Linked DNA regions of Homo sapiens: regions 1 and 3 are each linked to region 2. A link is a loop called in an ENCODE intact Hi-C map of the cell type or tissue named here. Cell type or tissue: A673. All regions are shown on one strand.

Region 1 (8,000 bases), 480 kb before region 2:
AAAACCAATGGTTAGAGCGTAAAATAGAAATCTCTGTATATATTTTCTAGAAACAGCCTCCATCATTTGGATAAAAAGTGGTAATCGGCCATTTGTTACCACTGACTTTTGTGAGAAAATTACTGTTGAGTACATCTAGAACAATGAATTGACTTGCTCAATCTTCGTTTAACCTTCCTTCTAAGTTTGAGAGGTTTGAAAGCCAAACACTGTATTTTTCAGATTTCTTTGCCGTTAGAGTTCTGGAAGCAACTTAAGCTTTGTGATTAGATTGACTCACATGATGTTTGGATCATAGGAATGAGGTGAAAGCATCTTCCTGCATACGTGTTGGCTGAATCTGTTGGGAAACAAGGAGATTCTGAAGCATCTTGCCAAAAGACTACTGAGTTTTCTGGCCCCATAGACACCAGTGGCTTCTCGAATTTGGGAGAACTCCAGGGGTGGTCTCTGGGCCGGTAGTTTCCCTGGTGGGTCGCTTCTGCAATGTTCCAACAGCTGATGATTCCTGAAGCCCAGCCCAGAATGTGCTCCTTTAGGTTCAGCAGTGACTTTGTAAATGTCTGTATTAAATCCTTCCCTGCTTAAAATAAGCAGGGTGGGTTCTGTTCTTACCCCAAACTGTAATGGATACAACAATAATCAAGGGTTTGGAGAGTTCATCGTTGAGGTGTCTTGACTGGGTTTTAAATTTGTCAGTGAAACTGACAAATTTTCTTGAAGAAGTGGTAAAAGCTATTAATTTTATTAAATATTGGTCCATAAATATGTATCTTTTAAATTATCTGCATGATGAAATGGGAAGTGTGCAGAGAGCACTTCTGCTGTACACCAAAGTACAACATTCATTCAGAGGAAAAACTCTTGTCTGGTTGTTAGGGTTGTGAGGGTTGTAATCACTTTTTTTTTGGTGGAATGCTATTTTTACTTGAAATAACTGACAGATAAAGTAAGGTTATTCAGATTTGGGTGTTGGGTGTTTTCTAAAAAATAATCAGAATGAATGTGTCATTTCGAGGAAAACCAGTTGGTACTTGGTGAAAAAATACGAACTTTCAAGCAAAAACTAGAATTGTAGGAAATGTGTATTCACCACAGTGAGCTTGACATTTTCTTCACTTAAAGACTTTTCTGATATGATTAGTGATGAAATTACTACACACATTTTTTTTTTTTTTGAGACAGAGTCTCGCTCTGTCGCCCAGGCTGGAGTGCAGTGGCACAATCTCAGCTCACTGCAAGCTCCGCCTCCCGGGTTCACGCCATTCTCCTGCCTCAGCCTCCAGAGTAGCTGGGACTACAGGCGCCCGCCACCACGCCCGGCTTTTTGTGTGTGTGTGTGTGTGTGTGTGTGTGTGTGTGTGTGTGTGTGTGTGTGTATTTTTAGTACAGACGGGGTTTCACTGTGTTAGCCAGGTGGTCTCAATCTCCTGACCTTGTGATCCACCCGCCTTGGCCTCCCAAAGTGCTGGGATTACAGGCGTGAGCCACCGCGCCCGGCCACTAAACACATTTTTGATTGCACAATGTAATGTAGTACGTTAACACTTGGGAGGTCTACATAACTCAGTAGCCCATATTTTCCTGAGAAGTAAGGTTACAAAATCATGCACTGGTAAATATCTATGCAAAGTGGAAGAGAAACCAATAGATTTTAATGTAACTGTGAAGAAAAAGTTCACTGACACATTTGCAGATTTCACAGTGCAGCTCAACTTCAAGAAACTATCACTCGTCAAGTTTTGTTGTAGTATCCAGAAAGAATATCTACAATTATTTGAAAAGGCTATATATTTGTGGAGGTTGAAATTTTCTTCATGTAATCAACAGAAACAACATATTTAGATTTAATGTAGAAGCATATATGAGAACCCAGATGTCTTTTATTAAGCCCTATGCTATAGATATGCAGGATTTTAAGACAATGCATCTTATTGTTTGGAAAGCAACGCTACTTTTAATAATATATGTTATTCACCCTAATATGTAACAGGTTTATTGTTATTTTAATACATAAGAAAATACTAAAATTTTCTGCTTCAATTTGTAATTCTATAAATATCGATAGATATGGCCCATTTGCACAGAAATTCTTTACGGCCCTCGATAATTTTTAACAGTATACAGGGATCTTATGAACAAAAAGCTTGATAACTGCTGTTTTAGAGAACAAGCAAGTCAATACCACCTTCCGCCAGGAGATGCCGCCACTAACACATGTTGCACACTGACGGCTTAAATTTGAGGCTTCAGGGTCTGCAATACACACAGGTGACTTACATCAGTTTAATTTTTCACTTAAGCTAATGGTGAGAAGAAGACAATAGAGAGAGGAAGACCATCTCTAAGTCTTAATACAATTCAAAATGAACTTCTGATCAGACCTAGGCAGGGAAACAAGAAAAACAAAAGAAAGGATGATCTCAAAACTGCAGAGGGGAAACAATCACTGTTTATTGGCACCGCCTGCAGCAGCGAGCGCTGCCCTCTCCGCATCGGACCTCCAGGCTGGAGAGCACCCCTGGATTTCCAGCTATAAATGAGGTCAAGCTTTTTCCGGAAGGAAACTTTTCCACTGCTCTCGTTGCTCTTTACATAAAGAGCAAAATTCCTAGCCACGAACTTCAAGTTACTGTGAGACTTGGCCCTGACCCCAGTCGTACACCCTCCAATGCCCACAGACTGAATCTATTTCACCAAATTTACAGAAGTGGTTCTCTGAGCAATACTTCACAGCCATGGAGCTGTCTTAAACATGATGTCATTTCCCTAGTATCATGAAATATTATATAATATTATTTATGTAGCTTGTTCTCTGGGAAATCTGTTCTGAGAAATTGCGTCATCTCCAAAACGTAGTGCCCAACCACCTGGAATATAATTATGATTATTAGCGGCTAAATATTGTGAAGTCTCTGTTCCTAATTGTCCAGAACCATTAGCAATGCCTTAGAATGTGTATATTTCCCTCCCATATTGATGTCCCCGCACTTGAAAATAATCAATCCCTTCTAATTTACAGTTGCTGTGAAATATGAAATGTAATGATATCACTACCAACTGATATCAGTTCTGGAGCACAGTCATATTCTTTTCTGATTTTTCTTTCTTTGTTTCCTGTTCTTCATGTGAATCCTTTTTGCTGTGCTGATTTGGGCTCACTAATTTTTCCTCTGGATTTTCATTTCTCTGCCTTCTTCAAGGGAATCCCTGTGCCTTCTGCTGATTTCATATCTCCAGCCTTACTCTGGCTAACTCACACTCACTCCCCTCCTACCCACTGCCAGCCGAGAAAGGGTGGTGGCTCTTTCTTCATCTGCAGAAGAGGAATCTCATGTGTGTATGGGAGAGGAAAGTTCAATGCCCTGGTATGGGTCATTCATCAAATTGTCTTCTATCCTGCCTTCCAGAGATCTAGGTAAACTAGCTTGGCCATCAATGCCATGGCTCATCAATGTCCAAGACCCAATCTAAAAGATTGGCTAAGAATTTTGGGAGGCTTATGTTCACAGGGCCTTCTCAGTCTCCAGGCTTCTTATACTTCCAGTCTCTGCTTTGCCCTAGGATGCGTGAAACAACACCCCCTTTGAATTTTGCCTGAAGTCCACTGGCTGAAAGCATTGATGAGCATTGTGCACTTTGTGGGGTCATTTCAGGGGAGTTCAGAAGACAGCAATAGAATCAATTTTGCAATGGAATGGCAAGCAATACTATTTTCCTTTGTCGTCCCTCCCCTCACCTAGTCCCAGCCGCCTTTTGCTTTGCTGGCTGTTTTTATCCATCCTCCCTTGGCTCTCATCTCTTCTCTCATCTCTCCTCATCTTCCTGGATCGGTAAGTCCTCCCTTCTGCAGCTTGGCACCAGCAGGCAGAAGGCTGCAGAAGGGAGGGCAAAAGACTTACTGATCCAGCCTTCAGCAGGCATTTTCTTTTGGAAATTGATATGCTAATTCTAATATTATATGGCGATGCCAAAGACCTGGAACAGCCAGAACACTGAAAAAAGAACAACAAATTTGGAGGGCCAACACTCTCTGATTCCAAGAATTATTATAAATCTGGGTGATCTTTAGAAAACTCTGATGCCCAAGCCACACTGCAGAACCATTAAATTTCCATCTGTAAGTGTGGGGCCCAGCAGCAGGAGTTTTTAAAGCTCCCCGGATTATTCCTCTGTGCAGCCCAAATTTAAAGCTGCCCCAAGCCGGCGTATTTCATTAGTCCTCTAGAGGGCGCCCCAAGCTCGCAACTGACCGAGGAATGGCGCTTGCAACTAAATAGATGGTCACCAGACCTTCTGAAGCTGACTTTATCAGACAATCAGATAATGTGGGGAAAGAAGGAAGAATAAAGAATAGAAACAGCCGAGCGCGGTGGCTTATGCCTGTAGTCCAGCAGTTTGGGAGACTGAGGTGAGAGGATCGCTCGAGGTCAGGAATTCAAGACCAGTTTGGGCAACATAGCAAGACCCTGTTTCTACAAAAAAAAAAAAATTATCTGTGCATGGTGGCATGAGCCTGTAGTCTTAACTGCTAGGAAGGCTGAGGTGGGAGGATTGCTTGAGCCCAGGAGGTCGAGGCTGCAGTTAGCTATGATTCTGCCACTGCATTCCAGCCTGGGCCACAGAGTGAGACTCTGTCTCTAAATATATATATATATAAAATATTTGTATAAAATATATTACTATTATTTTAATATTTTATTTAATATTATTTACTATTTATATGTATTATATATATGTATGACTGATGAACACTACCACTGGCAGTATTATTTTTTTAGTTACATTAAGTATTTGTCATGTAGGGGAATTGAAAACAGTTTAACCGCTTTTGATTCTGTATCAATGGCATCCTTGTATGAAAAGAAACACTAATTCTAAATTAATCTTTGTGGCTAATGGGACTTTAGATTTAGCCTGGCCGTTGGAACCTCATCAGTCTTGGCTCTGGTTTAATCTTCTAAGCAAGCACTTCCACGGTCCTACATGTCCCTTTTGTTTCAGCCGTGCTGGTCTAATCACCTTTTTCCAAACTTGAGGTCCTACTGCCCCCCTAGGTTAAGTGGCACCTCCCTAGGCTGACTTCGACATTCCCCAGCCCTGTCACAGCTCTGGTCTGGATGCTGATTAGGAACTTGTTAACATCTTCCTGGCTCATCGATACCCCCTGTAATTTTGAATTGTTTTATGCCTTGACCGATCAACTAGAGTGTATACTTTGTGAGTCCCAGGACCTCATCTTTAATAATCATGAGTAGTACTTGCATATAGATGGTTGATCCATATTTGCTTGATGAAAATATTTGTTCTGGTTTGATGAGCTTAAAGTGAGTTTGAGAAAAGGGTCCAGTTTTACCATTTTCTCCCTAGGTCTTAGCATCCTGCCTGGAACAGAGAAAGCACTTAACACACCATTGTTGACTGAGATGTATGTGTCCATGTTCAGTACCTACTTGCACAGGAATGTGATTTTCCTTGAGCCTATTCCTTTAGGCTGAATCTTGCTCCCCCTCCCTCTCCTCCTCCTGGCCCTCCCACTTCTCATTTGCTTTTGCGTTCAGCTCTCTTAAAGGAACTACTCTGAATACATAGTATTTCCTCCCTTTATGCTGTGGATTGCCTTCCCTCCCTGCTTCTCCCCTCTTATCCTCCCCATCTTTCCCTTGTCTTTCTTATACATGTGTTTTTTGTTTTTTAAATTAATACATTAAATAAGATTGAGGTAGTGAGGAGTTAAGTAATATTTTAGATATTTGCAACAACTCTAATGCATCTGCATATATCTGTGGTTTTATTGGTGACAAAATCATGGGAATGGCCAGTACTGCTGTGGTTTATCAACCTACACTCAAATTGAACAAAATGTTACATTTCAGTAGAGTTTAGTGAAAATAAAAATGTGCTTCTCCCTCATGAATTCTCTTAATTCTGTTCAGAAACCCATGGTGGCAGGAGAGGTTTGTGATTCCGCAGGTTAAGAACCTCTTTTCTACAAAAATATGACAAACACAAGATTTATATTTAATGGTCAAATGAGTTCCTTTTCTTTCCTTGTTCCCTCCCTCCCTTCCTTCCTTCCTTCTTTCCTTCCTCCCTTCCTCTTTCTATTAAAACCATTTAAATTTTCAGAAAAGTTTCTAAGTTGCTATCTTTAAGTGCAAATTTCTATGGGAAACACCAGAGACTGCTCTCAGTAGTTCTCAAACTTAAGTGTGCATCAGAATCACCTTCAGAGCTTGTTAAACTTCAGATAACAGTTCTCCACTCCCAGCGCTTTGATGCAGCAGGAGCCTGAGAATCTGCATGTCTGACACGTTCCGGTAATGCTGATGTTACTGGTGTGGGATGCCTCTTTGAGAACCACTCCCTTTAAACCTTCAAACTCTCTCACACAGAGCCTGACATTCCGATGTTCTGGTGGTTTGAGTTGCAAGTGACCATCTTGGAAGGAGCATTTGCTGTAGTCAGGGTGGAGCAAGAAGCACCACTGGTGTGTGATCAGGAGGCGACAGGACTGTGGGAGACAAGCTTGGGGCAGACCCCGTGGGCACTGGAGGCACAGCTGATGTGGCAGATGACCAGGGTGTTTTAACCCGCACCCCTGGTCCTGCTGAAAGCATCCCTGTAAGCTTTATAAAATCAATCAAGGAAGAAGGGAACAACGATAAACCAAGCTTGCAGCACACTCAGCACTAATCAGTAGGTCAGCTTGCCTTCTGCCCGGCTTCCTCGTAGTTGTTTTCCTGTTGTCCTAGAATCATGTAAACCCTATCATAAGATTTTAGCTCCTCTTGCCGGGGGCGGTGGCTCACGCCTGTAATCCCAGCACTTTGGGAGGCCAAGGCGGGCAGATCACGAGGTCAGGAGATAGAGACCATCCTGACTAACATGGTGAAACCTGTCTCTATTAAAAATACAAAAATTAGCCGGACGTGGTGGCGGGCACCTGTAGTCCCAGCACTGGGGAAGCTGAGGCAGGAGAATGGCGTGAACCCCGGAGGTGGAGCTTGCAGTGAGCTGACATCATGCCATTGCACTCCAGCCTGGGAAAAAAAAAAAAGATTTTCGCTCCTCTTAACTGCTCTATAGATAACAACAAAAGGTTAAGTTTTCTATTTGAGATATTCTTTCAGGTCCTGCAAACTCGTGAAACTACTGACGCCAATGAATCTGAAGGACCCCACGAGGAGCTGACTCACCAAAGAATGTAGTTTCCACATCCTGATTATTTCACTCCTGTTATCACAACCAAACAGCAACCCCAGTTTTCTAGGCCCTTGCCCCCATAATCCCCTTAAAAACCCCAGCCAAGACCTCCATGGGGAGATGGGTTTGAGGGCCCCCTCCCGTCCCCTGGCCTGGCCTCCCTGCAATCACTGAACTCTTTCTCTGCTGCCATCCCTGCTGTATTGGGCTGTTATGGCACAGCAAGCATCCGTGCCTGCCGATTCTGTAACACCACCTGAGTTTGCCAGTGCCTGTGGCAGTCAGTCCTCAGCATGCTGACATTTTTCAGCATGTGGGGATTTTCCCCTGCACCCCCAGAGGGTGAAATGACACCCCTTGGGGCAGCAGCTGCCAACCCATAGGGTTTGTGGCGATATTCCCCAGCCTTCCAGTTCTGGGTGCAGTCCACACCCTTCCACAGAGCTGGCTTGAGACTCTGTTGCCCATAGCAGTCATCACTCATTAATCTTGCTTCAGTGGCCATTTCCACCCTCCCTGCCTCATTCTCTCCTCTTTCTCTTCCCTCCTGCTTCCTGGAATCACCTTCCAAATAAACCTACTTGTTCCCAAGTGCTTGCCTCAGGAACTGCCTTTCAGGAAACCCAGTCGAAGATGTGTGTTCACATCCTAGCCTGCCACTTCCCTTCTGGGTGACCCTGGGCAATGAAATAAATCTCTTGAGCCCCATTTCCTTGCAGTGCCATAGGACAGCACTTCCATCTCCCAGAGTTATTATGGAGACAGACTGAAATAATATTCAAGAAGAATCCTGG
Region 2 (8,000 bases):
AAAACAAGCAATGGGGAAAGGATTCCCGATTTAATAAATGGTGCTGGGAAAACTGGCTAGCCATATGTAGAAACCTGAAACTGGATCCCCTCCTTACACCTTATACAAAAATTAATTCAAGATGGATTAAAGACTTAAATGTTAGACCTAAAACCATAAAAACCCTAGAAGAAAACCTAGGCAATACCATTCAGGACATAGGCATGGGCAAGGACTTCATGTCTAAAACACCAAAAGCAATGGCAACAAAAGCCAAAATTGACAAATGGGATCTAATTAAACTAAAGAGCTTCTGCACAGCAAAAGAAATTACCATCAGAGTGAACAGGCAACCTACAGAATGGGAGAAAATTTTTGCAACCTACTCATCTGACAAAGGGCTAATATCCAGAATCTACAATGAACTCCAACAAATTTACAAGAAAAAAACAAACAACCCCATCAAAAAGTGGGCGAAGGATATGAACAGACACTTCTCAAAAGAAGACATTTATGCAGCCAAAAAACACATGAAAAAATGCTCATCATCACTGGCCATCAGAGAAATGCAAATCAAAACCACAATGAGATACCATCTCACACCAGTTAGAATGGTGATCATTAAAAAGTCAGGAAACAACAGGTGCTGGAGAGGATGTGGAGAAATAGGAACACTTTTACACAGTTCATGGGACTGTAAACTAGTTCAACCATTGTGGAAGTCAGTGTGGCAATTCCTCAGGGATCTAGAACTAGAAGTACCATTTGACCCAGCCATCCCATTACTGGGTATATAACCAAAGGACTATAAATCATACTGCTGTAAAGACACATGCACACGTATGTTTATTATGGCACTATTCACAATAGCAAAGACTTGGAATGAACCCAAATGTCCAACAATGATAGGCTGGATTAAGAAAATGTGGCATATATACACTATGGAATACTATGCAGCCATAAAAAATGATGAGTTCATGTCCTTTGTGGGGACATGGATGAAGCTGGAAACCATCATTCTCAGCAAACTATTGCAAGGACTAAAAACCAAACACCGCATGTTCTCACTCACAGGTGGGAATTGAACAATGAGAACACATGGACACAGGAAGGGGAACATCACACACCAGGGACTGTTGTGGGGTGGGAGGAGAGGGGAGGGATAGCATTAGGAGATATACCTAATGCTAAATGACGAGTTAATGGGTGCAGCACACCAACATGGCACATGTATACATATGTAACAAAGCTGCACGCTATGCACATGTACCCTAAAACTTAAAGTATAATAATGATATAAATAAATAGATAAATAATAATGGCCCTGTAACCCCAACACTTTGGGAGGCCAAGGTGTGTGGATTGCTTGAGCCCAGGAGTTCAAGACCAGCCTGGGCAACAGAGCAAGACCTCTGTTGCCTTTTTTTTTTTAACTTGCTCACTTTCCTATCTCCTTATGTCTAATTTTTCCCCTACATTGTCTAATAGTTTCCTAAATTTTTTCAGTATGGTCAAACGCATCCCCTAAACGATCCATTGCTTTATTTGGTTGTCATCCACCCTAGAGATACCATCCTTTGACTTCACGATGTAGTGGTTGCTTTCTGGACCAGCTCACACCTCTTACCCTAGCACTTCCTTCACTATTATCCCAGGAATTCCCTGTTGGCTGGATAGTGTTGGATTCCTCTTTCCTGGAACCCCTTCATTTCCCTTTCTCAGATTATTTCCGCATTCCGATGCAGAATGTCCTTCATGAGAGGCGACTTTTTAGGACTTTTAATCTGCGTTCAAATCAATTAATAGTTTGACGGTTATCAACTATTAGGTTGGGAATAAACATCTCTCAGAAATTTGCAAGTGTTTCTCTGTTATCTTTGCCTACAATGGTGCCATTGGGAGGTCAAGATCATTCTAATTCCTGTTTCCTGGTATTCCTCTTTCTCTCTAGAATTTGCTCTTAGTTCTCTGCATTTTGTAGTGAAACTCGTTTCTCTTATTTGATTTTTTTGTTTAAGTTCATTTTTTTCCATGAAAGCTATGTTTCTATTGACATGACATTTGAGTATTCATTGCAAAGCTTTAAAATGTGTGTGGCCCAGTGGTGGCTCACGCCTGTAATCCCAGCACTTTGGGAGGCCGAGGCGGGTGGATCACCTGAGGTCCAGAGTTCGAGACCAGCCTGACCAACATGGAGAAACCCTGTCTCTACTGGGCATAGTGGTGCATGCCTGTAATCCCAGCTACTCCAGAGGCTGAGGCAGGAGAATGGCCTGAACCCGGGAGGCAGTGGTTGCTGTGAGCCGAGATCGCGCCACTGCACTCCTGCCTGGGCAACAGGAGCGAAACTCCGTCTCAAAAAAAAAAAAAAAAAAAGTGTGTGGCCCATCCACATGCAAATATCCTTGTTTCTCTGATAAAATTGCTGATTGTATTCTTGAAGTGTTGATTCAATAAGTGTTTTCAAAACAACACTTTTTTATTTTTTTATTTTATTTTTAATTACAAAAGTAATGCATATATGCATTTTTATGCTAAACATCCAAACAAATGTAGAAGACAAAAAAAAAAAACACACTTGTTCCAAATCAAGCTTATATCCTCCGCAGAAGAAAACACTATTATCAATTTAATGTGTAGCTTTCAGACATTTTATTATATGTCAACATGGTTATACATGCACATATGGAAATAGAGAGTTTAATTTTTGTGGTAAGAGTTTTTTAACCAAAATTGAATTGTATAGTATATACTATTTTGCAAATTCCTTTCTTCCATTTAGTAGTATATCTTAGAGAATTTGACTTATAAGTACACACATATTGAATTTTTCTTATTAATGACTGCATAAGATTCCAAAATGTAGATATACTATGGTGGAAATTTCTTTCAAACTTTTCACTACATAAACAACATTGCATGCTTCTTTGTGCACAAATATAATTGTTTCTTTAGGATAGCTGTCAGAAGTGAAATTGATGGGTCAAATTTGTGTTTTGGTCTTGTAATTATGCCTTATCCCAGAATGATGCCATGTGGAAGTTAGACACAGGCCCTTGTGTTTTAGAAAGTGTGGCAGAGCCTTCTCAACTTCAGAGTCACCCAGAGGAAGTTATAAAAGTCAGAAGGGACCTATGGCTACATATAGTGGGCCATGTCTAATAAGAAGGTAGTTTTGTTCCAGAATTCTTTAGGTAGGGAAATGCTCTAACATCTGTTAGCTCTACCTAAGACAAATAGAAGATTCTCCATTAATTCCCCAAGTCAGGAAGTGATAATGAGGTACACCTAGTGCCTGGGTGTTTAAGATCAAAATGATAGCTGAGTAATTAATTGGCACTTTCCATGTGCCTTTTGTCTTTCTAGCTGGCCAAATAAGCATATCTGACAGTGTGTGGCAAATGATAAACTCCCACACCAACCATGTGGAGGCCCGTATCTGCTGCAAAAATCAGTTGTTCCGATTTGCTTTTCAGCAACCTCAGTGGATTGTTCCTTTCTATCCACTGCATTTTCACTTGTCTGGAAGGTCTTTCAAGCAATATGACTATAATTTGCAACCAAATCTGATCTCCCGCCATATTTGCCTTCTCCTTCTTTTTCCTGGAGACTTCTTTCTTCTCCCTTTAAAAGCAAATATTTTTACTTGAAAGTATAGTAACCCAGGTGAGGTTCACCTTCAAGACTCTCCATCTGAGGTCAAACTGGGCATGTGACATTTCTCAGTTGATTTACCATCCACGTTGACTACCCATCTATTAGGCAGATTTTGGAGACAACCTCTTTGTCCTCCTAACTGTGCAATGGAATTAGGCTTCTCCCTTATCGACAATGACCCCATACCTAACTTCAGCCTTCCTGGAACTCCCTTTTTATCTAAACACTTCTCCTGGCCCTGATGAAGAATGCAGTCCAGAAGGAAAGCCAGTGAACTTTAAGGTCAGGTGCTCCTGTCCCTTGGGAGCAAACCTCGGTAAAGACTAGATCCCAAATGTGGGTGCTATATACAACTAGTTCCACCCCTTACTATGTTACCAGTGTTCCCATGGTGATGCTGAGAATGTTACAAGGACCTTTCACTCAGCTATTGTATCAGTTCAGGCTGCTTGGTCTGGGCATGCCAATAACCATATATAAATGTTTTGTTTCTCTTTATTCTAATTAATCTGCCCACTTAACTTGGCTGGTATGGCTTCTCATCCCTGGCCCACCTTTTATCATACTCTCACCTTTATGTTTGCTGCCCCCTGTTGGTTGCTGTGAATCCCAGTGAATGCTGTATGTTAGCCAAGCAATTGCAGGCCATGGCCAGCCTATGCAGCAAGCCAGGTGTTCTGATACCTTTTCTTGCAGGAATGGGAATGTTTCTGAACCCTCTGGAAAGTGCCCTGCCACTCTCACCTGATTCTCATGCTTACTGGTCCCACCTATGGATAAAGATTCTCTCTGGGAATTGCAGGGAAGCTGCCATTCCTACCTAGTATGATGTCCCAGTAAGCCACTTGACTGTTGCCCTTAGGTACCTCCCCTTCCCCATATTATTCTTAATCTTTGACCTTCCCAGTGCCATTCACACAATCCATAACAGTTCTCTCCTACCCTGGAATATTCTCTATTAGTCTGACTCCACCTTTCAGGAGTTTCTCATGGTGTATGCTCCACTGGGGGCACCCATTTTGCTTTCTAATGCAGTTAAGGATGTCTATATAGGCATGTATATATTTACATATATATATATGGATTTATGTTTATATAGCTGTGTATCTGCACAAATGGCAGACAGACAATCCCTACCTCTCTCTCCATACACACACACATAAACACACACACACACATATGTATATATATGTATATTCTGCATATCATATTATAGGATGATACATATGTATGTTAATATCAAAGGGTTCAAAGAAGGGAGAAGACATGGGAAGTGGCTCTTAGTCTGCCATTTGCACTGAGTCCTCTGTAGCTTTAAGAAGAAATATCGATTTATTTCATTGGTTGTGCTTGTTTTTGACCCAAATGTTCACTTTAGCCCATGGTCTGATCTTTTCAAAGACAAGCTTACTCAAGCAAAGAAAGAGGAAAGCTCCCCATTGTCACGTCAATTATAGATAAGTTCATGCCAACATAATACCTCCTCCTCATCTTATTTCTGTAGCTCAGGATAAAAAGATAATCTCCAAAGGAGGCCTAAAAAACAGCCACATTAATTAAAGGAAAGAGATTTTTTTTTTCTAGGAAGTGCCTAATAACTAACGGACAAGCAAAGGAGACTCATTAGTGGAAGTATTTCCTTTGAAAGGGCACACACGCTGTGAAAAAAAAAAAAGAAAGGGTTATGCCAGGCTTTTCTCTTTGTAAATAAAGTGACACCTTTTATCTTTTTTTCTGTTAATAACACAGGCTGGGGAGAATGAGTCTGAGGGAGGCTTGTAGATAAGCTGGCAGGATTTGAAGATTATTCAGATCTTTAGTTTCTTATTTCTCTATGTTCTAGGGTAAGACTTTTCTTCATTGTTCATGGCCTTGTATAAAGAATGGTTAGGATTGGGGATCTTAGGGAGTTAGGCTTAAGAGTGGTGGCTTAGACTCCATTATCCCAGTTAACTGATGAACCATTTGCCATGAACACCTTTGGTAGGTCATGCTCCATTTAGCAACTGGGCAGGGAATCCGATCACCTCAAACACTACATTCAAACAGAAAGGCAAAAGATGCTATAAAAGCTAGATGGAGAGATAGGTGGATACACAGATAAATAAACCTGATAGAAAGATGATAGATAGAGATATAAATAAGTAGGTAGATAAATGAATAGATAGGTAAAGAGACTACAGAATAATTAGCTAAATTCTGTAGAAAGACCTAAAAGGGAAAAGATATTCACAAGCGGGGGCATTCAGGGTGAGTTTGAATCTTTAAGGAGATTTCAAAAAGGCACAGAGTGATGTCTAGGATTTGCATGATAAACTGGAATCTTACTTGGAGCACATTTTACCAACACCCCATAATGAAGGTTACACACAGAAACAGCCTCAGACTCTCCAGAAGGAACTGTCGAATTTGATGAGCACACATAGAGCTAGACTAAATGGATGGGGTGCTGAGGCTGGGCTTCCATACCTTAAGTACCTACGAATCATGTGAGTGATTAAAAGATTTCTTAGGTCAGGCCTAATTTCTAATCATCTCTCACTCAAGCCAGCATATGGCCACTGTATGAGTTCAAGAGTGAGCATTTTTTTGAAACGCAGTTAAGACTTCAGTTTCCTGCACCGAAGAACTAAGTCACTGGCAACTTGTCATGCTAGAGAAAAAGGCAGGGGACAATTCCATCTCAGGTATCATCACTTCACGTTGCTTACCCTACCTACCTAAATCCAGCTAGCATGTTTGCTCAGCCCCACGTCAGCTAGAGTAGAAATTACTTATCCACTTCTCCTCTACACAAACCTCTCTTTATGAGTACAAATAAGGAAAACAAGCCTGCCAAATGACAGTTTGTCATTGCAGGAGCCATGGCCAGAATCCACATTTCCCATATCTAATGAGTGTGACTCCAGCCATGTTCTTCATTTACATTTATATCGTTCACAGGAATCCATGTAGCCCTGACTTTTGTGGGCATTGTTATATCAACTCCACCCCCACCATTGCCATCTCATCTGGTTTGGGAGTTAACAAAGCTCTGTCATCTTCTGAGTACTGTGTGAGATGGCCCAGAAAGGTATCATTGTTCTCACTTGGGAACATTGTTCCCACTAAATGGAGAGATGGAGGTTTATGGAGCTAACAGTCAAAGAGTAGCAGTCACATCCAGGTCTTCAGCAGCACCAGGCTTGGCCCCGTATACATGAACTCTGACTGCTCCATCACTAACAAGGCACATCTAATCTGGAACTGTGCCTTATGCTTTGCTAACTGTGACATACAGCACACTATTGGCAATGGCTTTCGTCCACTCCATCCACCATCACCACTGGCTCTACTTTGCAGGAGTTATCTGATCCATTTTCTCTGTTGTTTCCTTGTGAGGGAGAGCAGACATGCACAAGCTATTGTCAAAGGACAAATTACAACAAATTTAGTTTAAAGATCTCGCTGGGCTTTATAGCAATTTTAGAATTGGTCAACACTTAATTCCATAAAATAGAATAAGTGTTCCAATGAGCCTAGCAGAAGAGGTTGGCTTTCTAGACAGAGAATGTAATTGTACTAGGTTTGTTGCCCGATGTGCATGGCAAATCAATATGCCAAGACACTGGATTGTGACAGAGAAGAGATTTAACCATAGGGCCACCAAATGAGGAAGAGGGAGGGAAAATCAAATCTGTCTCCCCAAGGAGTTTGGGGATAGAGTTTTTAAGGGTTATGGAGTGGGCTGAAGCATGGAGATTGTTGACGGGGTGAAGAGTACAGAGTGAAGTCATGGGACAGGGAGATAAAGAAACTATATTCTCACTCTGATTTCATTACTCTGTGGGGGGTTTCAAACTGGTTGGCAACAACTGTTTTGCTGGAATTCAGGATCTGGAAAACACCTTAAGCAATTCTTAAACAAAAGTCTTGTGATTTTAATGTCAGAGATCTTATCTATAGGAACAATGGGGATGCCAGTGGTCAGGATCAGTGCTCTGTGACTATCAGGTTCAAGGAAGTGGGTAAAAGTGAAGGCTGATTATTTACTCTTATTTATAACTATATTTCTGTCCAGAATTCTTCTTAACCCTGTGAGGATGGCTTCAAGAAGGGTTGAAGAAAGCAGAAACAAAGAACAAAGGATGTATTCATTATTTTTCAAAGTTACTTTTTCTTGTCGGGTGGGAACAGGGAAATAGAACAATAGAAAAATAACTGATTAGTTAACATCAAGTCATGTCAGGCTACTTATTTTGTGTAAGGAATACAGCAGAAGGAACTTTATTACCATGTCGATTGATAATTAAAACTGACCTGCTTGGAAAATGGCTGTTATTTCTGTCTCCCGATTTCTCAGAAGGCTGGATAATGTCATAGTT
Region 3 (8,000 bases), 63 kb after region 2:
AATTAATACACCAAGGAATTTCTTCTGGTTCTTACGCTTAGTTATTTTGCAGTGCAGTGTTTTTCCCTGAATCTTCAGCAGAATGTTCCCCTCCCCTGTTCCTTGCATTTTTCATTCCAGCTCTCCTATGTGGGCTTCTTTTTTCTGGCTTACTTATTTTTAAATGAGATAAGCTTTACCCAAACCCAGAATTCACCACCAGACTCACTGCTGGGTTGTCCCTGATCTGTCCATTAACTAAGTCACCTCCTGAGAGATAGCACTGGAAGAGCATAGTTCTTTGCCAAATTCCCAATGTTTAAAGGATTGGCCGGGCGCAGTGGCTCATACCTGTAATCCCAGCACTTTGGGAGACTGAGGCAGGTGGATCACTTTGAGGTCAGGAGTTCGAGAGCAGCCTGGCCAAAATGTCTCTACTAAAAATACAAAAATGAGCTGGGCATGGTGGTGCATGCCTGTAATCCCAGCAACTTGGGAGGCTGAAGCAGCAGAATCACTTGAACCCAGGAGACAGAGGTTGCAGTGAGCCAAGACCGCACCACCGTACTCCAGCCTGGAAGGCAGAGCGGGACTGTCTCAAAAATAAATAAATAAAATAAAAGATTGCAGGGTTTAAATTGAATCTCTTCCTACCCTTACTGCATATTTCTCTGACATTCTGAACAAATAAGTGATTAAAAAATGACAATCCACCAGGGTTCTTATGTTTCCACTCACACACTTGAAAGTTGTGATTTATAGCTCCCGAAGTGAAGCGGGCCGCCCCCAGTATCTACCTCCTTTCCATAAGCTGTGTATTTTGGAAATGTATATGTCTACGTATTATTTTATGTTTACCCTTTCAAAGAAGGGGTCTTGCTGAAAAATTCCCTTGTTTTCAGGAACCCTGCAGAGATGGACCGTCAAATGTGTTTATCTATTCAGCCGCACTGAATAGCTACACTACTTAGCAGCAATTCTTTTGAATTCTAGCAGCAGATGGACTATGAGTTCTGCTTTTCATGGCGTGTCTTGAGTACTTCAGTGAGAAACTCAAGAGCACTAGGCAAGGAGTTAGTATCCAGAAGCCTCTTTCAGAAAAATGATTCTGGCAGAAAACTGTTTTTAAGAGGGACAGACACAAGAGTAGAATAACCACATGTGCTCTCAAAAGTCAGACTTGTTTACAGAAAAATCTATCTCCACAACTTTTTTTTTCCACAGTGTTCCATGAACATGCTCCAGGGCCACCTCTCAATACTCACATGTGCAATATGCATTTTTGCATCTTTCCAATCCTGTCCAGCCTGCTTCAGCTGCTGTTCAGTGAGAACCATGTGTTCCCAAAACTGTAAGTTTAGCCTGGCCACAGGGGTAATTGATTTTCTTTGATTTGTTTGTATGAAGCACTATCCAGTCCCATTTTACAAGAAGGAGAATTGGAGTAGACAGTTTAAGGAGTGGACTACATACTGTAAATGTTCTTGAGTGATAAGGTGTGTGTCACACCCAGCACCAGCAAATTACACATACACACACACATACAGCAAAATTAGCATCATTCAGAAGTTCTTCCCACACATTCCAAGAAACATTGTTGAGATGGTGTTATTATTCCATGCTTACTTATTTAGAATGCATTTAGTGTTAAGCAATCTATAACGCTCTTGTTTGTTTCTTTGCTTGTTTGTTTGTTTGTGACAGAGTCCTTCTCTGTCACCCAGACTGGAGTGCAGTGGCGTAATCTCCGTGCACTGCACCCTCCACCCCACTGAGGTCAACCAATCCTCCTACCTCAGCCTCCCTGGTAGCTGGGACTACAGGCATGTATCAACATGCCTGGCTAATTTGTGTATTTTTTGCAGAGATGGGGTTTCACCATGTTGTCCAGGCTGGTCTCAACTCCTGGACTCAAGCGCTCCACCTGCCTCAGCCTTCCAAAGTGCTGGGATTACAGGCATGAGCCACCAGGCCTCGCCTATAAAGCTCTTTAATAAACTTTTTTTTTTTTTTGAGACAGGGTCGTGCTCTGTTGCTCAGACTGGAGTACAGTGGCACGATCATGGCTCACTGCAACCTTGACCTCCTGGGCTCTAGTGATCCCCACCTCAGCCTCTCAAGCACCTGGGACTATAGGTGCGCACCACCACACCTGGCTAATTGTTTTCTTTTTCTTTTCCTTTTTTTCTTTTTTTTTGGTAGAGATAGGGTCTTGCTATATTGCCCAGGCTTGTCTTGAACTCCTGGCTTCAAGGAATCCTTCCACCTTAACCTCCCAAGGTGCTGGGACTACAGGCATAAGCCATGCACCTAGCCAACAATTATTTTTTATCACAACACAGCGAGGTTCCTGCTATAATTATCCTGACTTTACAGATGAGAAAACAAATGTACAGAAAGCTTAAAAAACTTGACTAAGGCCAAACAACTAGCAAGTGGTAGATTCAGTATGTGGGCCTAGACAGTCCTTCTCCAGAGACTGACTCTCACTATCCCTTTATTCAGCACTCTCTGTATTGCATGAGAAAAAATACATGTTGCATCTGTAGCTGAACTTCATACAACGCACACCAACTACATTTGGGAGACAGATTCATTTATTTACAAATTCCCAGTGGCCACCAAAACATCTGATAGTTAAAAAGCCCATCTTAAATGTTTGTGGAAATGAATGGAATTGGATGGTTTTAGTAGCTTCAATTTGACTCATCTAAGAAAACAGTATAACCCACATGTAGCTGTCCTCCTGAGGGTGGCCTCTGTTTTCACTATCTGCCAGCCATGAAACAGGGCTGCTTCATCCCTGCACAGATATCTTCAGTAGAACTTGTCAGCAACCAACCTCACTTCTCCAGCATGAATATTAGCTCTCTCTCTGCATGCGGGAGGCAGAATAATGACCTTCTCAAAGATGCCCACATTCTAAGCCCTAGAACTTGTGAATATGTTATGCCACATGGCAAGGTGGGGTTAAGGTTTTAGACGAAATGAAAGTTGTTAATAAGCTGGCTTTGAGACAGGGAGATTATCCTGAATTATCTGAATGGCCCCAATGTAATCACGAGTATCCTTACAAGAGGAAGGCAGAAGAGAAAGTCAAGGTGATATCATACAAGAAATATTTCATCCACTGTTGCGCCGTTAATGATGGAGAAATGGGATCATAAGCCAAGGAATGAGGAAGCCTCCAGAAGCTGGAAAAGGCAAAAAAAGAATCCCTGCCCCCTACAAGAGCCTCTAGAAGGAGCACAGCCCTGCTGACACCCTGCTTTTAGACCTCTGATTCCTAGAACTGTAAGAGAATGAATTTGTGTTGTTTTAAGCCACTAAGTCGGTGGCCATCTGTTACAGCAGCCACAGAAAACTGCCCACTGCAGGATGAAAAGCCACTTTCTCCTGGTATTTCTCAAAGGCTAATCTAAGAGCATGGATTGTTCTGTATCTTCCAGGAGCACTATTGCAAAGTCGATTCATTACTTTTTTCATTTGTTCCGCATCACCGTGCTGGGGCTCATTAACGCCCTGTCATCGGGTGCTCTGTGCGTAAGTAGAAGTGTGTTAAGAATCAATCGCTCTGACCTTTATTCCCTGTTGGTGTTTTGTCATTCGTGGGCTGCTTGGCTTGACATATGAATTACTCTCCAGCTGCCTGGTGCTGGGGAGGCACAGTCACCAGCCCCCAAATATTTCAGACATATGCCAATTGCAATTTCAACACACATTTTTTTTCTACCGTCACCCTGGAACTGTTCCATTGGCAATGCATGAAATATGAACAAGAGGAAATAATTGACAAGGCACCACTGTTGACTAAGGGGCTAACCTTTGAGGAAGATTAAAAACAGATGTCCTTGAAGAAGAAAGAACTGAGGAAGTGAATCTTCTCTCCTCTTAACTCTTTAGTTCATTGTCCTCATCCAAAAATTAAACTAACACACTCTGAAGAAGGTTTAAGGAGATCAGGAATTTTCAAGAATTCATTTGTATTCTGTAGCAGACAGCTTGTTTGTTCCCCATTGAAAACCTACAAGAAACAATACTGCAACCTTTGTTATAGCAAATAACTGGTGGGTGTATCCCTCCATGCCAAACACATGCCAAGCATAAAAAATGTGCCTAGAAAAACAAATAACTTTGGAAGGCTCTTTTCCCAGTGCCTTCTTACTTCCTTTGTCTTAGTCCTCCTTTCTGTGATGGTGCCCAACCTAAGCCCTGGATCCTTTGCTGTTGATTTCAGTAGCATTTCTCCCTGACTTGCAGGAAACTGCCCAAGGCTTTCAAAATTACCTTTTCCATAAACTCCTGTTCCTTCCTCGAACAATCTCAACCAGCATCTTTGCAAAAAGCTGCCTAATTAATGACTTCATGCACAAGTGTGGGTAAGTGATAACACCTGGATGTGTTGCCCTTCCCAGAGGACTTGTTTTCCAAATCTTTTCAAATAGAGACATAATCAGCCTGGATAATGAGTGCTCAAAACTAAAGCTTAACCCTTCATGGCAGGAGTGTGGTCAGTGTGCGTGTGCTCAGGGGAGGTGATATGGGTCATTGGAGGCTTTCTTTGTGCCCCTCAAATCACATGATTTGTACTACCCAAATGCTGCCCCTGCTTCCACTCTGACGATGAAATGATTTCATGAATATATTGACCATTATAATTATAGCCAGTGACATTTATAGTATGCTTCATTATTCTCAACAAGAAAAGTTTATTTCATGTCATCCTCACCAATAAGCCTGTGAGGTCAAGAATTCCATCATGTCCGTGCTATACACCAGAAATCAACAAACTTTCTGTAAAGGGCCAGAGAGCAAATATTTCAGGCTTTGAGGCCATATGGTCTCTGTTGCAATTACTCAACTCTACGGCTGCAGTGTGAAAGCAGCCATAGGCAGTGTATAAACAAATGGGCATAGCTATGTTCCAAAAAATTTATTTACAAAAGCAGTCAGCAGACTAGACTTGCCAAACCCATGGTCTGGATGAAGAAAGCACAACCTGGAGAATTTGAGGCCCTACCTCAGAACATGCACAAATCAGAAGCAAACCACCTCAGAACCCAAACCCAGTTCTTTCTTACTTGAAATTCGGTGCTCTTTCACTGAACCACACGGTTTGGGGCATAGTCTTTAGCATTCAGGAGAGTCATGACTTTGGATCAAATCAAGAATACTCTCCACCCACCCATCTCCCCCGTTTTCATCACACACACCTGTAAAGGAGCAGCTGGGGCTGGGGTACCATCATTAGCCTGTGGCCATGGAAACAGAGTCAAGGTAACTGACCCACAGGACCAAGACACATGACCTTGATGCTATTAGCTCTTTCCATTGAAGCTTGCTGGCCATATACAGCATAATTGAATGAAACTGCAGAACTTCTTCAGTCAGATCCACCTGTGCCTTCCAGAAGCACATTAATGAGGCCCCCCTCCGGCACAGAATGGGAACTAGGCAATCCAGACACATCCCCACCCAGCATCCTCCTTCTGGTTCACTAGCAGAACTGGATCATGAATCAACAAAATGAAGGAGGCTTTGCAAGAACAAAGCTTTTGGAACCTGTATTCCTGGGTGGTGCTGGAGCCATTCATTCCTAGCCAGGTGCCATGAGCACTTTCTCTGTGGGCGCTGTTGGCTCCCCTTTACCTCTCACCCCCAAACGCCTTTCCAGGGAGGTGTAGTGCTGAGTGCACTGGTCAGATGTGGGGACACTGACTGTTCACAGCTGGAGTGAAGAGGGACAGAGACTTCTCCTCGTCTCCCCACCATCCTTCTGTTCCTCCTCCCATTTGTCCTCCCAGGAGCTCTCCTTATTAGACTGAGGCCCTTTAGCCTGCCTGCAATGGAAAACAGAGCCATTCACCTGGCCCAGGCAGGCTCTTTGGGGTGCTACAATGTGCATGGCCAAAGCTATTCATGTATTAAAGAGGCTTAGCTAGCTTTGCTTCTTTACTGCACTTACATCTCAGGAGACACTCATTGAGAGGAACATGTCATTTTGGCCAAGAACAGCATTTAGGGACTTTCTAGCTTCTCTGGAAAATTGTCCTGTCAAGTACACCCCAGTCTAACCATTCCTGCCGTAATATCTGGCATAGAGCCTCCATCTTTTAATATCCTTTTCCTTAATATAATTTCCTAAATCCATCTCCTAACATTGCCCCACCACCCTGGAAACAAGCATAGCCCTGGCTGCAATGCACATGTTCCAACCAATATAGAAGCTGAGATTTCACTTTCTCGGGGTTCTCGTTGGCTGCCTTGGCACCTCGCTCCACAAGAAACATCTTTGATCCCTCCCTAATTACATTGATTTATCTCACGGTATACCTTGTATCCAGAGCTTTAGATGATAGATAGCAATTTGTTAATACTTGTCACTAAGACTCAATGACTGGAACTGTGGTCAGAGGCATGCAGCCATATCCTCCCTCCTCAATTGATCATCTTTATTCTTGCAAGATGGTCCAACCTCTCTAAATGAGGGCAATCAATACTGTGCATTCAGCCATAATCGTGGCTTAACTTGGTATTCTTTGAAAACTTAAGCTGTGTAATTTGCCTGTAATTGGGCTTTCCAAAAAGTCATATCTCCTGCTCAAGGAAGCAATTAAGCCGGCACACTCCCTGTCTGCTGCCTGCTCCCTCCCTCCTGGCATCTGACTGCCATGGGCCAAGTCTTCCCTCCGCAGACCTCTCTCCTCTCCAGATCCCTGTTTGGATCTCGACAACCAAAGCCAGCAGTTGGCGGCAAAGCAGATGAACTAGAATATCTGAGCCCCTTGGAGAGGCCTTTTTCTTCCATAATCTCCCACATCACTTCCATCAATCGCTTTTGGGGGTTTCTCGCTTGATGAGCTGTGTCCAGCTCATCAATTCAAACACTGAGATAACACACCGCATTGCAAAGGCAAAGGCAGAAAAGCTAGAGCCCCAACAGTGAACCCTCATGTAAACCATGGACCGTGGGTGATGACGATGTGTCAGTGTCGGTTCAGCACGCGTAACAAATGCACGCTGTGCTCCAGCAGGGATGTTGATAATAATGGGAAGGCAGTGCATGTGAGGAGACAGAGGATATGTGGAACTCTCTGTGCCTTCTTCTCAATTTGCTGTGAACCTAAAACTGCTGAAAGACACATAGACGAAAGAAAGAAAGAAAGAAAGAAAGAAAGAAAGAAAGAAAGAAAGAAAGAAAGAAAGAAAGAAAGAAAGAAAGAGGAGAGAGAAAAAAGAAAGAAAGAAAGAAAGAAAGAAAGAAAGAAAGAAAGAAAGAAAGGAGAGAGAAAAAAGAGAAAGAAAGAAAGAAAGAAAGAAAGAGAAAGAAAGAAAGAAAGAAAGAGGAGAGAGAAAAAAGAGAAAGAAAGAAAGAGAGAAAAGAGAAAGAAAGAAGAAAGAAAGAAAGAAAGGAAAGAAAGAAAGAAAGAAAGAAAGAAAGAAAGAAAGAAAGAAAGAAAGAAAGAAAAGAAAAGAAAGAGAGAGAGAAAAGAAAGAAAGAAAGTCTAACAAAAAGATGTGGAGACATGCCCCTCATGCAGATGGGGACTTGTGTTGCATTTAGGACACACTTAGGAATGGACTCCAGCTGGCTTCTCTTCTCACATTTGATTTGCTTTGTCTTCAGTTAGCTAAGAGCAAGAAGATTAAAGTCCAGGCATCTGGGCAGCTTTGGAGTGAGATGAGCCTAGCTTGAGGTGTTTTGGAACAAGGGAAGTCACTACCCCACTGCCTTTCTACATTACAAAAACATTAGCAAAATTATAGAAGTAACTGCTGGCATTTCTTGAGTTCACACAGTGGGCCAGGTGCTTATATGCACCATCACTTTTGATCCTCACCACAACCAAAGTACACATGGGAGTGGAGGAGCAGCACAGTACGCTAGAGAAGTACCTAGCTAGACTGCTGGAGTGTCGTGTCAGTTTGCGAAGGCTCTCATATGGGGGGCCACAGCCAGGGTGGCTTAAAGAACAGAAATGTATGGAGGTAAAAGTCTCAGATGAAGGTGTCATCAGGGT

What was found. A loop is a pair of places that touch in the nucleus more often than their neighbours do. Peaks named below come from ENCODE experiments on the same cell type or tissue, not always from the same donor. Only the 100,000 strongest peaks of a DNase experiment are listed, where the experiment ranks them.
Region 1: a loop joins it to region 2, with 3 times the contacts of the local background. A loop is called at or near these places in 16 of 110 quality-filtered maps.
Region 3: it touches region 2 in a loop (4-fold over the local background); 2 of 110 quality-filtered maps call a loop at or near these places.

What each region holds. Positions count from the first base shown.
Region 1 is chr20:16,799,909-16,807,908 of GRCh38, forward strand. No RefSeq gene overlaps it. Among named protein-coding and RNA genes, the nearest start is that of OTOR, 56 kb to the left of the region's middle. In A673, CTCF peaks have their summits at 2,204 (motif pointing right) and 4,226 (motif pointing right); DNase peaks (open chromatin) are centred at 2,213, 4,253 and 5,553; H3K27ac peaks cover 1,187 bases; H3K27me3 peaks cover 582 bases.
Region 2 is chr20:17,277,452-17,285,451 of GRCh38, forward strand. All of the region lies in intron 2 of PCSK2 (proprotein convertase subtilisin/kexin type 2), which reads left to right. The region is part of intron 2 of LOC105372546 (a long non-coding RNA gene); the gene reads right to left. Among named protein-coding and RNA genes, the nearest start is that of PCSK2, 54 kb to the left of the region's middle. In A673, CTCF peaks have their summits at 4,220 (motif pointing left) and 4,240 (motif pointing left); DNase peaks (open chromatin) are centred at 4,220 and 5,270; H3K4me3 peaks cover 360 bases; H3K27ac peaks cover 2,938 bases.
Region 3 is chr20:17,340,660-17,348,659 of GRCh38, forward strand. The region is part of intron 2 of PCSK2 (proprotein convertase subtilisin/kexin type 2); the gene reads left to right. Among named protein-coding and RNA genes, the nearest start is that of PCSK2, 120 kb to the left of the region's middle. In A673, no CTCF peak of the experiment used is centred here; a DNase peak (open chromatin) is centred at 3,622; H3K4me3 peaks cover 1,005 bases; H3K27ac peaks cover 3,571 bases.